Linked DNA regions of Homo sapiens: all the other regions are linked to region 1. Evidence: chromatin contacts called from ENCODE Hi-C or POLR2A ChIA-PET data. All regions are on one chromosome and are shown on one strand. Each heading gives the region's core, a stretch centred on a gene start or an enhancer-like site at or near the end of the contact. The rest is flanking DNA. Distances are from core to core; before and after follow the strand shown.

The links. Hi-C counts contacts between places; a loop is a spot of excess contacts on that map. ChIA-PET counts read pairs that join two places held with the same protein, here RNA polymerase II (POLR2A). Pooled maps may share reads with other maps.
Region 2: a map of natural killer cell shows a loop between it and region 1 (1.9-fold over the local background). The contact joins two enhancer-like sites. A Hi-C loop is called at or near these places in 5 of 168 maps with a recorded cell type or tissue (Calu3, cardiac septum, gastrocnemius medialis and 2 more), 4 of 37 single-sample maps with no recorded cell type and 5 of 50 pooled maps. POLR2A ChIA-PET finds 5 or more read pairs at or near these places in 5 of 52 experiments (BJ, HEK293, PC-9 and 2 more).
Region 3: a loop to region 1 is called in a pooled map, with 3 times the contacts of the local background. The contact joins two enhancer-like sites. A Hi-C loop is called at or near these places in 4 of 37 single-sample maps with no recorded cell type and 3 of 50 pooled maps. POLR2A ChIA-PET finds 5 or more read pairs at or near these places in 2 of 52 experiments (T-cell and activated CD4-positive, alpha-beta T cell).

The regions. Positions count from the first base shown.
Region 1 is chr17:9,985,409-9,990,093 of GRCh38, forward strand. The region is part of intron 2 of GAS7 (growth arrest specific 7); the gene reads right to left. Among named protein-coding and RNA genes, the nearest start is that of RCVRN, 82 kb to the left of the region's middle. Within about 2 kb of position 2,528, at least 6 of the 41 ENCODE cell types and tissues checked have a DNase peak (open chromatin) inside an H3K27ac peak, as active enhancers do; they include gastrocnemius medialis, where a contact is called at or near this core.
Region 2 is chr17:10,117,646-10,122,210 of GRCh38, forward strand. All of the region lies in intron 1 of GAS7 (growth arrest specific 7), which reads right to left. Among named protein-coding and RNA genes, the nearest start is that of GAS7, 79 kb to the right of the region's middle. RefSeq lists enhancers at 1-152, 153-682, 1,213-1,740, 1,915-2,873. Within about 2 kb of position 2,291, at least 24 of the 41 ENCODE cell types and tissues checked have a DNase peak (open chromatin) inside an H3K27ac peak, as active enhancers do; they include gastrocnemius medialis, where a contact is called at or near this core.
Region 3 is chr17:10,148,377-10,153,251 of GRCh38, forward strand. The region is part of intron 1 of GAS7 (growth arrest specific 7); the gene reads right to left. Among named protein-coding and RNA genes, the nearest start is that of GAS7, 48 kb to the right of the region's middle. Within about 2 kb of position 1,860, at least 3 of the 41 ENCODE cell types and tissues checked have a DNase peak (open chromatin) inside an H3K27ac peak, as active enhancers do.

The sequences.
Region 1 (4,685 bases), core at 1,278-3,777:
TGCCTCGCCGATCTCTAAATACGCCTTTCCCGTATTGTTCACCCATACCTGCCGCCTCCTGCTCCCCCATCCCTGGATATCACAACCTTGTTCACTCATCAAGTCTCAACTAAAATGTCTCTTCCACCATGCAGCCTATCAAGATTGCTCTTCTTCCCTGCAAAGAGTTCTTCCCCAGACTCTCTAGAGTGGGTGCTGTAGTGCACCACCCAAATCTCTCTAGCTGCAGAGGCTCATAGCTGAGTCCCTCTCAGGGAACCGCCCTTAGCCAAAGAGAGCTGCCGTGCCCAAGGCTATGCCTAGAGTAGGGGTGCAGGGTGCACATCTAATGACTGGGGTGAGAGGGGATCAACGGCCCACCAATCCCCTTGTCTCAAATCAAACAATTCTGAAGGCCCCTCCCAGCTCAGAGCTCCCCACGGCGCTGCCGAGGCCTCCTTGGTGGCCGCATTGCAATGCTGCTTCCTTCCTTCCCCGGGGGTTGCTCCCAGGAGCACACACCCTACTGAAACTCCTGCATGTAAATCTGCCTCAAGTCTTCTTGAGAACCTGACCTAAGTCCTGCAACACACACATTCCATCCAGCTTTTTTCTAGGAAATCAGCACTTTGTCCATCCCTCAGACAGCTCAGATCCTAACCTTGACACCTTATCTCCTTGAGGGTCGAAGCCACGGCTGGTTCGCCCTCTCAAATACGGCACCTGGCCTGAAGGATGCAAGGACAGATGGGCCAACAGAAAGACGGACATTGTGACAGCACAAGAGAGATTCCCACCTGATGTGCTCTCCAGGAATAAACAGCAGGGAAAAGGTCCCAGAAAACTTTCCCTTTGTGCTGCTGCCACCACCCCTTTGGTGGCTGACACCATTGACCTTATTTTAAAAGGAAGTCCCACCAGCTGATGTGCAGACACCACCTTTGATCTTCTGGTTGGGGCAGAGGGTCACAATTCATGCACTGACTACTCCTTCCATCCTTGCACCCATTCATCCATCACTGTTTGCCTACTACCTGCGAGCCATCACCAACCACTGCGGACCCAAAATAACATCTGGACTATTGAACAGAGAAGCTGCTGGTCCCCGTTCCTCTCCCCATCCCCCATCCTTGAGCCCTCCATGAAGGGAACTACCAGTACAGAGGCAATCAGAACAGCAGCCAGCAGCTCCGGGGGCTGCAGGAGGCTCTGAAACCCTAGGTGGACGCTGGCCTGCAGTCTGAATGCTGCTGTCCATGTGGGGACCCGATGGGAGGCCCCTTTCCCTGCCCTCACTGGCCTGGTCAACTCCCAGACCCCCCACAAGCTAGAGTCTCCGTAAGTACCATATCCCTCCCCTCTAACCTCCAAATGGGCCCCATCAGGGACGATGCAGCTGCCTGAAGGATTCAGCCCAGTCCATCTCCTTGTCTTGGCGAGATCTGACCAACCCATAACACAAAGACACTGTGAGCCTGGGGCAGGGATGGTGCTGAGCCAGGCCAGGCCAGGCCAGGCAGACATCTGGAGAGAGCCACTGGGGCTCTGGCTGGGTGACCTCACCAGCAGCAGGACAAGTCACCCCAGAGGACCATACTACCCACAGGGAGGAAGCCGTGTCCAGGTCTTTTCCAATACAAGATTCCCTAATCTGCTTACAACACATCTGGCTCCTTGACCAAGTCACAGTAAGACTGAAGCGGCAGCTCCAGGCCTCAAGAGATGCTGGATTGAGACCCTTCTGCATTCTCTGGACGTCCATCCCTGTGGTCTTAGGTCATCCCGGATGACTGCCCACACTCTACTAACAGAGCCATGGCCACACAGGCCCCAGAGGTTCTAGGAGGAACAGTGCGGTCAGAGTGGAAGAAGTGAGATGTGCCCCGGGGAGCCTCTTCCCACCCCACCTAATTCACACAAAACACATATTTTCCTAGTGGTAACTAGAACTCCATTCAGACCTCTTCCGCTGAGACCCAGAGAGCCATATACTGGCCATGGATGAAACCAGTCTAAGGGAGGTACTATTTTAGCATTAATGCTAAGAGCCAAAGATGTTAATCTTCTCCTCAGCGAATGCCAGTGTCTACCCCACATAGAATAAAACTTATAAAGACAGCTGGGCACAGTGGCACACGCCTGTAGTCCCAGCTACTTGGGAGGCTGATGCAATAGGATCCAGGAGTTCAAGTCCAGCCTGGACAACACAGCAAGACCCTATCTCTATAAATGAATAAATGAATGGATGAGTGAGTGAATGAATAATTTGTAAAGTGAGAGACCAGTTGAAAGCTTGAAGACTATGTAAATCTGAGTTTCAAAGCACAGATGCCCCTTCTTCAAAATAATAATAATAAATTTTAAAAACAGTGAGCTAGGCGGAAGTTATTAATTTTAAATAGTCACTTCCGGGCTTCATTTCCCCTTGTTAAGGCTGCATCCTGCCTGCATTAGCAATATTGGGCTCCAGTGGGAAAGCCACAAGGAGCCCCTGGACCTAAGCCACTGGTTATGGTGACTGGCCATGGGCCCACCTACAAGCCTCTGGCCCCCAGTGGCCTCCTGCTGGGGCTCGTCCACTTTTCTTGGCTTGTGCCGGCTCTCTGCTGCCCCCTGTGGTTATCAGGTAAAATAACCACAGATACCAGAGCAGAAGGAAATGGACTCTGGGGTCTTGACTTTGATCTGAGATTCCTGCAGTCTTCTCCTCTTTGCCTCTCTTTATACTCACCCTTCTGTGCTACTTGCTCTATCTCCTCCTCCCCCACCACCAAATTTTCTTTCTTCCTTGCCCTGGTTTGGCGGTCTCTCTACCCATGGCTTCTCTCCTTGCCCTGTAGTCCTCACAAGGAGGGTCTGCCTAGCTATGGCCAGGTTTTTCTAGTCAGATGGCAGCCCTGCCACTCCGTTTCTCAGCCCTTCTCCCTTCCTACCCAGAAGCTGGCTTGCCCCCAGGCTATGCTGCCCTGTCCTCCAAGCGAGCCCCATTGCCTTGGTCCAGGCAGATGCAGAATTTGCAATCAGGCCACATTCTCCTGGAGGCCCCTGCTTATCTCCCTTGGCCAATACAAAAGCAGCAGTTCACAGAGACCTGGTTCCCTCCTGCGCACCAGAGTTTCCTCCATCTCTGGTTTTTCAATGCCTTCCAGTACAGCCATTGCTACAAGACATTTGAAATTCCCTCTTAAAAGTAAATGGCTGAGGCAGGAGAATTGCTTGAAGCCAGGAGGCGGAGGTTGTGGTGAGCAGAGATCGCGTCGTTGCACTCCAGCCTGGGTGACAGAGCAAGACTCCATCTCGAAAAAAAAAATTAAATGATATTTAAATCACAACCACAGTTTCTCTGCAGGAAAGAAACTACTCTCTGAAGAACCATTTACGCCTGGTCACGCCAAGCCCCTCCACATCTGGCATCCCCTTCAGCGGTCACAAAACACCTATGAGATAGGTGCTGTCATTTCCTTTTTTTTTTTTTTTTTGAGACGGAGTCTCGCTCTGTTGCCCAGACCGGAGTACAGTGGCGCGATATCAGCTCACTGCAAGCTCCGCCTCCCAGGTTCCCGCCATTCTCCTGCCTCAGCCTCCTGAAGAGCTGGGACTACAGGAGCCTGCCACCACGCCCGGCTAATTTTTTTGTATTTTTAGTAGAGACAGGGTTTCACCGTGTTAGCCAGGATGGTCTCGATCTCCTGACCTCATGATCCGTCTGTCTCAGCCTCCCAAAGTGCTGGGACTACGCGCCCGGCCCATTTCCACTTTTAATGGAAGGAACTGAGGCCTCAGTGAGAAGTGGCATCTCTGGAACTCAGTCTGACAACAAAGACCACCATTTTCTGGCCACACTCACCGTGTCTGAGCTCTAGGCTGGGACTCTGGGAGCTGCAGCAAAACAGTGTATTTTAATCTATAAACAACCCTTTATTTGAGAATCATCCTCAATATGAATATTATTATTATTCATTCAACACATATTTGAGGGCCTATTCTGTGTCAGGCACTGTGCTGGACACGGGGTTATATTGCAGGAAATATAAGTGGTTAAACTCCTCCTCCTTCAGCTTAAATTCTAGTGGTCATTATGCCATTCCATCTTTAGTTAATTTTAGACACATGCACATGTGTATAAAATGTGTATGTGTATAAAATTTTCCATAAGTGAAAACTTAAAAATTTTCTAATGGGATTGGGGGAGGGAGTTGTGCCAGGAGACAAAAAATAAGCAAAACATATCAGGTTAGCTCTTGGTACACACTAAGGAGAATAAAGCAAGGAAGGGGGATAGAAAGTGTTATGAGAACGAAGCTGTAATTTAAGAATGGCCAGGGAAGGCCTCACCAAGAAAGGAACACAGAATGAAGATCTGAGAGAAATGTATTATGTATCTATTGTTACATCGCAAATTACCCCCAATTTAACAGTTGGAAACATCAAACATTCATTATTTCATATTGTTTTAGCACATCAGGAATCAGAGAGTGGCTTAGCTGGGCAATTGTGCCTCAGGTTCCCCCATGAGCTTGGGGTCAGGAAGTCAGTGGGTGCTGCCTCATTTGAAGGCTTGACTGGGGCTGGAGGAGCTACTTGTAAGAAAGCTCACCCTGGCCGGGCATGGTGGCTCACGCCTGTAATCCCAGCACTTTGGGAGGCAGAGGTGGACGGATCATGAGGTCAGGAGATCAAGACCATCCTGGCTAACACGGTGAAAC
Region 2 (4,565 bases), core at 1,041-3,540, 130 kb after region 1:
ACTCTGCCGACATGGGGCACCACTGGACTGTGGTAAGCAGAAGCACGATGTGTTCAGACCCTTCCTGTGAAAACAACAGACTAGGGACCAGCAGAGCAGCCAGGAGGCGCCTGCAACAGCCCGGCAGCATTGTGGTGGCAGCTGTGGCTCAGTCCAAGGCTACAGTGGTAGGGTGGTGAGAAGTGATCCTGTGTTTAAAGATCTGTTTTGCAAGAAGGGCCAACCTGCATTCTCAACATGCTGAATGTGGAATGTGAGAAAAAAAGGGGAGTCAAGGTTTTTGCCTCCAGCGGCTGGAAGGACAAACTAGCCATTTACTGAGCTGTGAGAAGCCACTGTAGCCCAGACCTGGGCTAGGCAACTGCGTCCTGGACAGGACAAGTGGAGATGTCAAGGACACAGCTGGACCTACTTGGGTCTGCACTTTTCCCCGAGGGTAACAGGCAGCACCAGGACCCTGTTGCTCTCCAGGGCGTGGAGACAGCCAAGACCATCCCGGATTACATTTCTAAGTCAGTCACTCGTTGCAAGACAAGATGATAGAGATGGAGTAAACAGGGATATCGCCTGAGCCCTCGGTTTCTCAGCCAGGTATTTTTCCGCTTCTCACAGCGCATAAGGTGGGAAGGAAGTCATGGGAGCACAGCTGGATTCTGGAATGCAGCCCAACCACAGGCTCAAAATCCTCATCTGTGAACAGCTCCACTCACTACCTGGTCAGCCTCTCCGGCCTGCCCTGGGGGCCCTCACTGCCCTGCCAGTCAATTCCAAAAAGCCCTCGTGGGCTGGGCGCAGTGGCTCACGCCTGTAATCCCAACACTTTGGGAGGCCAAGGCTGGTGGATCCCTTGAGGTCCGGAGTTTGAGGCCAGCCTGGCCAACACGGTAAAACCCCGTCTCTACTAAAAATACAAAAATTAGCCAGGTGTGATGGAGGTAGTCCCAGCTACCCTGGGGGCTGAGGCAGGAGAATCATTTGAACCCAGGAGGCGGAGGTTACAGTGAGCTGAGATTGCGCCATTGCACTCCAGCCTGGGGGACAGAGTGAGACTCTGTCTCCAAAAAAAAAAAAAAAAAAAAAAGCCCTTGTGTATCTCTGGGCTGTCTTAACTTATCAGGGGGGTGGTCCTACCCCCGGGGCCCAGTTAACCATGAGGACCAAGCAGGCCCAGCGCAGGTGGCCAGCCTGTGCAGCACCTCCCAGAGGAGGCAAGTGTTCCCCTCCCACTGGACACCAGCACAACGTACACATGCCACATGGTGACATGCACTGTAAGAGGATTCTTACATCTGTCCCCAGGGACAGATGGCACTGCTGAGTGCCTTCCGGGCACTTTCAGCCATTCATTCATTTGACAAATACTTATGGAGCATATACCATGCACCAGGCGCTGTTTCTAAGTATCTGGGGGCACATCAATGAAAAAAGCAGAAGGGAAATAAACCCTTGCTTTCCTGGAGTGACGGCTCCAGCATGAGGTGGGAATGGGTTGCGGGGAGCAGACACTAAACACAATAAAAAAGTGAATTCTAAAGAATGTCAGAAGGTGATCGGGGGAATAGAACATGGTAAAGGGAATCAGGAGTTCAGGGTAGACTGGAGTGTGGGTGGCAATTTTAGAGAGTTCAAGATGTTACCCTTGCTAAAGATCTTTCTAGCTCTTCTGCTCACTGTATTGATTTATTCCTTCATTAAGTAGTTACTGAGTGCTCACCGTGGGCCTGGCCCAGGCCCTCAGTGCTCTCATGAAGCTGACATTTTATTTAAGGAGACAGAGGTTAAGACAACTAATTATAGAAAGGTTAGAAAAGAGCATGTCTCAGGGGATTCCTACGACCATGCCAATCATGACGAAACATGCTAAACAAGCTGGGGGATGCTCCCAAGAGTGTCCTTGATTCTTGTTTAAGGTCCAAGGCCCACTTCTCTCCTCCTTCCTCTCCCAACACACCACACCCTGAGTTAGTTAGAACTGCTGTCTTCTCATCTACAGGAAATCACAACTCAGTGGTTTCTCTAGAAGCTGCCCACTGTCCTTAGAACTTGCCTGGTGCCACCCCAAAGCACCTGCTGGTGTTAGGCCTCCTCAGCTAACTTGACATTCCATGCTTCAGACCCAGCATATCTTCTTTAGAAGCACCAAGTTCAACGAGTGGGTCCTTCAGGCTGTCTTCTCCTGGCAGTGCTGATCCAAGCACCTGCTGGGCGAGTTTGGTTCCTTTTGCCTGACTATTCTCACGCCCAGAGCCAGGCAGCCTGGGGACAGAGGAAGAGCAGAAGAGGATGTCACACCCAGGCACACCAGGAGGCCAAACCTGTTTGGCAGCTCAAGCCTCTGACCACAAGCTGGCACTCGCTTTCGGAAGTGCTAACCACAGGCAGGACTGCTAGTGAGCAGAGCACCAAGGGTTTTCCTGCTGGGAAGAAATGCAAGGCTGGCCTTCATGCCTGTCCCCCTGCCCCCGCCCCGTGACAATCCCCCCCCAGCTCTGGACCCGCCCATCTCTTCCCACTCCATATCCAGCTGGAAGTGCTGGTCCAGGCCCCAGTAGAAGACACAGCTACCAACAGAAGGTACGGCCACCAGGAGCCAGGCCAGCCACCGGCCACCTCCCTCCATTCTTGCAGAAATGCTTCCGCTCTCATCTTCCTCAAAAGTTGGGAGGATTTGAGAGCAGCCAGAGTGTTAGCTGTGGAGGATGGGGGGCCACTGCCTTTCCTCCTGGTTCCTCTGCTGAGTCTCCCACAAATGGTTCCACGAGACCAGGACGGACTCAATCCTAAGAGTACGAGTAGAAGGTCTGTTCTCAAAAGCACAGTGAAGGGAGGCCAAGGCGGGTGGATCACCTGAGGTCAGGAGTTCGAGACCAGCCTGGCCAACATGGCGAAAACCCCGTCTCTACTAAAAATACCAAAACTAGCTGGGTGTGGTGGCAGGTGCCTGTAATCCCAGCTACTCGGGGTGCTGAGGCAGTAGAATCGCTTGAACCTGGGAGGCGGAGGTTGCAGTGAGCCAAGATCGCGTCATTGCACTCCAGCCTGGGGGACAAGAGTGAGACTTTGTCTCAAAAACAAAACAACAACAACAACAAAAAAGCACAGCGAAGATTCTCAGGAGGGCTGCTCAGGAGCCTGCACCCTCCAACAGCTTCCCACGTGGGCAGCCGGGGGAGAGGAAAGGGCAGGCTGCTAGGGGGAGGGAGGGTGGAGAACGGCAGCTACGGCAGCTGCCCCCACCCCTCCTCTCATCCTTTCTCACCATTTCCTTCCTTCACAACTGCCACATGAAAGCAAAGGCCCACTGGAACCCCAAGGTGGGCACGCAGATGAGTTTCGGATGGCAGGAGTGGCAGAGCTGCAGGAGCTGCAACGGTCCTCCATCTCCTCTCTACGGGCTGGGGTGCAGAAGATTGGAATGTATACAGCCGCCAGTGGTTAAGAGCTTGGGCTCTAGGCCAGGAACTGTGGCTCTCGCCTGTAATCCCAGCACTTTGCGAGGCCGAGGAGGGTGGATCACCTGAGGTCGGGAGTTTGAGACCAGCCTGGCCAACATGGTGAAACCCCGTCTCTACTAAAAATACAAAAATTAGCCGGACGTGGTGGCATGCACCTGTAGTCCCAGCGACTTGGGAGGCTGAGGCAGGAGAATCGCTTGAACCCGGGAGGCAGAGATTGCAGTGAGCCAAGACTGGGCCACTGCACTCCAGCCTGGGCAACAGAGCAAGACTCTGCCTCAAAAAACAAATAAAAAATTTAAAAATTTAAAAAAAGAACTTGGGCTCTGGAGAGAGATGGCCTGGTTCTGCTACTCACTGGCTGGGTGATGCTGGGGAAATTATTAAACTGCTCTGTGCCTCAGTTTCCCCATGTGTCAAACAGGCATAAGAATACTACTTACAGGTCTATTGTGAGGATTAAATGAGTGAATGAAGGTCCAGTGCTTAGGCCAGTGTCTGGAAAATCATATTATGTAAATGCTGTCTATTATTATTAAATGCTCCTGAATCGACAGATCTGTTTTTAAAAATTCTCTCCACCCACGAAACGATTTGTTCACCTGTGGGTTGAGGAGATAAGTAAAAGCATGGGGTATTGAAGATGCAACCTCAGACCACCAAGCATGCTTCCCTGTACCCCGTCAACCTCTCCCTTGGGCTTCCCCAGCCCCAAGCCTCCCAAAAAAGTCTCACAAGCTCAGAAGATGCCTGGGTGCCACCAGTACCCCAGCATGGAATGCACCCCCTCCCACAGTCATCTCAGAAACCACTGAGACCAGTTCTCATGGGGGACTTTGGAAGGTAGTGGGCCCAGGCTACCTGGAACCTCCAAAAACACGTGCCTCGCCTCCAACAAAGGCACTGAGGCACAATCCGAAGGCCAGCCATACAACTTCCACACTCAAACGGCACACACCAAGGCCCAAAATAGCATCAGCACCATCATCAACGAGATGTAAACAGAGGGAGGACACGACTCACTCCTCCTCGTACAGTGTGACCTGCATCTCCCGGGAGCACACTTTTATCTGTGCACACCGGTGGTACCCACCCAGGAGATGATGCTTC
Region 3 (4,875 bases), core at 610-3,109, 160 kb after region 1:
ATGGTGGGTGGATCACAAGGTCAGGAGATCAAGACCAGCATGGCCAATATGGTGAAACCCCGTCTCTACTAAAATTACAAAAAAAAAAAAAATTAGCCAGGCGTGGTGGTGCATGCCTGTAGTCCCAGCTACTCTGGAGGCTGAGACAGGAGAATTACTCGAACCCGGGAGGCGGAGGTTGCAGTGAGCCAAGATTGCACCACTGCACTCCAGCCTGGGCAACAGAGAAACACTCAAGAAAAAAAAAAAAAAAGGCCAGGCGCGGTGGCTCACGCCTGTAATCCCAGCACTCTGGGAGGCTGAGGTGGGCGGATCACGAGGTCAGGAGATCGAGACCATCCTGGCTAACACGGTGAAACCCCATCTCTACTAAAAATACAAGAATTAGCTGGGCATGGTGGCGGGTGCCTGCAGTCCCAGCTACTCCGGAGGCTGAGGCAGGAGAATGGCATGAACCTGGGAGGCGGAGCTTGCAGTGAGCAGAGATGGTGTCACTGCACTCCAACCTGGGCGACAGAGAAAGACTCCGCCTCAAAAAAAAAAAAAAAAAGAATCCTCTCTTGAACAGAACGGTATCAGGTCAACTGGATGATGAATAAATGATGGAGAACCCTGGCCCATATGATCCAATAAACCATCTTCCTGCTCCAGAAGGTTGCTGCAAGGCATGTCAGCCTAAATAGAAGAGGATCCATTTTTGTTCATTTTTATGTATTTATTTTGTTTTATTTATTCATTTATTTTGAAACAGAGTCTTGCTCTATCACCCAGACTGGAGTGCAGTGGTGCGATCTTGGCTCACTTCAACCTTCATCTCCTGGGTTTAAGCGATTCTGCTGCCTGAGCCTACAGAGTAGCTGGGATTACAGGTGCCCGCCACCATGCCCAACTAATTTTTGTATTTTTAGTAGAGACAGGGTTTTGCCACATTAGCCAGGCTGGTCCCAAACTCCTGACCTCAGTTGATCCACCCGCCTTGGCCTCCCAAAGTGCTGGGATTACAGACGTGAGCCACCGCGCCCGGCCCCATTTTGAAATAACATATCTCACCTTATAGAATTTTAGGATACTGCAGCCGAAGAACACAAAAACCAACTTATATTTTTGTGACTTTCCATCAATTCCATTTGAGGATTAGAGGTGGAAAAGAGGTAGAAACAGTTTGGCAGTTCTTTATTAAGCACAGAGTCCTCATACAATCTAGTAATTCCACTCCTAGCTAGAGACCCAAGAGAACTGAAAACATGTCCCACAAAAAAACTTGTACACCAATGTTTGTCACAGCATTATTCACAATAGCTAGAAAGTATAACCAATTCACATGTCCATCCACTGATGGACAGGTAAAACGTGGCATATCGGGATAATGGAATATTATTCAGCCATGAAAAGGAATGAAGTGCTGATGCATGTTACAATACAGATAAACCTCGAAAACATTACACTAAGTGAAATAAGCCAGACACAAAAGGCCAGATATCATGTAACATTATTCTGTTTCTATGAAATGCCTAGAATAGGCAAATCCACAGAGACAGAAATCGATTAGTAGTTGTTGGTTGTTAGGGGTAAGGAGATGGGGTGAATGGGGAGTGACAGCTAACAGGGAAGGGGTTTCTTTCTGAGGTGATGGAAGTGTTCTGCAGTTAGTGAATATATTAGAATACTACACAGTGAATATACTATAAACCACTGAACTGTATACTGTAGAGAGCTGAGTTTTACGTTATGTGAATAACATCTCAATAAAGAAAAAAATATTAACTATTTTTTAAAGACCTAGAAATAGTGGTTAACCAACTAATCAGGAATTAAAAGGGCAGCATACCAGGTGATGACTCATTCACCAACTCCCAAGAGGAAGTGTGGTTGTGACATTTACGTTGATTTCATCTGACCTCCAACCTCAAACCCCAGGCACTCTCTTGCACACTTCAACTTTCCGTTTTCCTTTCTCCCTTCCGCCCATTCCCCTTTGACTCTTTCCTTTTCTTCCTCTCCTTTTCTTCTCTTTCTTTCTTTCTCTCAACTGGTTAAGTACACACACACACACACACACACACACACACACACACAAAGTGTAAATGGATACAGTGAAGGTAGTGGGCTTTTGAAATGTAACTTTTCTCCTTGCCTATAGAAGTTGTTGAATGAACACCTATGAGAGGCAGCAAATTGGAGTCATCTGGACTCAGTAATGAGGCTGTTACATTTCTTTTTTTTTTTTTTTTAGACAGGGTCTCACTCTCTTGCCCAGACTGGAGTGCAGTGGCACGATCTCGGCTCACTGCAACCTCTGCCTCACAGGCTCAAGCAATTCTCCTGCCTCAGCCTCCCGAGTAGCTGGGATTACAGGCATGCATCACTACCGCCCAGCTAATTTTATATTTTTAATACAGACAGGGTTTCACCATGTTGGCCAGGCTGGTCTCGAACTCCTGACCTAAAATGCTCCACCCACCTCGGCCTCCCAAGCTGCTGGGATTACAGGCGTGAGCCACCGCACCTGGCCAAGGCTGTTAAATTTCATTCAATCCAGGCATCATCATGGTGTGACCATAAGTGAGCAAGTCACTTTACTTCTGTGCCTCAGTTTCCCCACCTGTAAAATGGGGACAATAGTAGAACCTAACGCATGAAGTTGTTGTTAGGATTAAAAAGAATAGAACAAAGCTTGACACCCAGCAAGTGCTCTACAAAAAAGTAGAAGCCTGTGAACTGAGGCTGGTTCTGAGGTTCCCTGGACCTGACTTAAAAGCATATTTCCAGATGTCAGACTTCTTCTTTTTTTAAGTTTGGTTATTTTTTTTTAGAGATGGGGTCTTGCTCTGTTGCCCAAGCTGATTTCAAACTCCTGGGCTCAAGTGGTTCTCCTGCCTCAGCCCTGCTAGTAGCTGGGACTATAGGCACAGGCCAACATACCAAGTTAAAGGGTTTCGTTTGCTTGTTTTTGTTTTTGTTTTTTTTTTAAATACTTGTCACTGATGAAGCTCAGATGAAGCCTCTTTTAAGTATTGTTTTCTAACAATACTGTTTTCTAACAAAACTGTCACATGTTCATTTTTCTTGGTGATATTTTATCTTGTTATTAAATATTATTCTACGTCATTTAATGACAGCATTTAATGTGATTATAAGAGTCTATCATCAATCTACGTACCTACCTACCATCTATCTATTTATTTACAGATAGGGCCTCACTCTGTCATCCAGGCTGGAGTGCAATGGCATGATCATGGCTCACTGCAACCTTGACATCCTTGGCTCAAGTGAGTCTCCCACCTAAGCCTCCTGAATAGCTAGGGCTACAGGTGTACACCACCATGCCCAGCTACTTTTTTTATTTTTTACAGAGAAAGGGTTTCCCTAATGTTGCCCAAGCTAGTCTTGAACTCCTGGCTTCAAGCGCTCCTCCTGCCTCGGCCTCCCAAAGTGCTAGGATTACAAGCACGAGCCACCATAACCCAACCTAAATAAAGTTTTCCAGTTTTGACTTTTACTTCTGACACCCTTTCAGTTTCCCTTTGTTAATGGAAGAAGAGAGAGAATCACTGCTGCATTCCAAAATGGAAGGAAAAGAGAGCCAGGACTTTCAGTTGCCAGTGGCAGAAATCCAATCCACAAGTTTAAGCCAACACAAAGGAGGATTTATCAGCATGCATCACTGGAGTTCAGTGATGCCTGGTTCCAGGGACTCACACAATGTCTACAGGACATCTTCTCTCACCTCTGACTGGCTGTCACGTGTAGGTGGACTCTGCCCCAACTAGAGAGCCACTGGTAACTTCCTCCCAACTTAGCAACGTATCTTGGTTGACAAGCCCCACCAAAGTCACATGGCGGGGTGAGAATAGGGAAGTTCCCCGAAAAGATGGGAGATAGAACATTATGACAGGCAGATCAAAACAGAAGCTGTACCAATCCACTTTAGTCAGCAATCGACTCCCCAAGAGAATCTTATTGAGGAACGATTCTGTGCTCAGCACCGTCTAAGGCATGCAGGCGGAACACAGAAGGATTCATCACAATACCTTGACTTTGTAAAGCATCACTTCCCAGTGAAGAATTGACTGTGCGTGCATTAGCTCTTAACCCTTAGAGTTCCCAGTACTTAGCTTAATTTCACACATGACAAAAGGAGACCCACCTAGACCGAGTGACTCATTCAAGGTCACACAGCCAAGATGTGACTCCAGATAGACATTCCCCCAGTCCAGTGCCTCGTCCACTGCTGCCGTGTGCAAGGGGCCATGTTAAACATGACGGTGGAGAGCAAGATGGCAGAGGAGGAGACGCAGCCTTCAAGGCCTCTCTATATTAACATAAATGCTCCAATCTGTCAATTCAGGGTGGCATGTGCAGGTGCCGCTTAGGTGCCTCCTCCCAAGGAAGACAAGGCCCTGAGAGCTGAAGATGAGCAAGAGTTTCTAGAGGAGGACTTTGCAGGATGCAGGGAGATGGTGAGGAGGGCCAGACAGGCCAAGCAAGGGTAGGTGCGTGGCCATTTCTTACACTTCTTCAGAAATCAATGAGAAACCTGGCTGGGCACAGTGGCTCACACCTGTAATACCCAGCACTTTGGGAGGCGGGTGGATTATCTGAGGTCAGGAATTTGAGACCAGCCTGACCAACATGGTAAAACCCCATCCCCACTAAAAATACAAAAAAAAAAAAAAAAAAAAATTAGCTGGGCATAGTGGCGGGCACCTGTAATCCCAGCTACTCAGGGTAGCTTAGGCAGGAGAATTGCTTGAACCCAGGAGGAGGAGGTTACACTGAGCCAAGATCACGCCATTACACTCCAGCCCAGGTGACACGGCAAGCCTCCGTCTCAAAAAAAAAACACTGGGCGTGGTGGCTCACGCCTGTAATCCC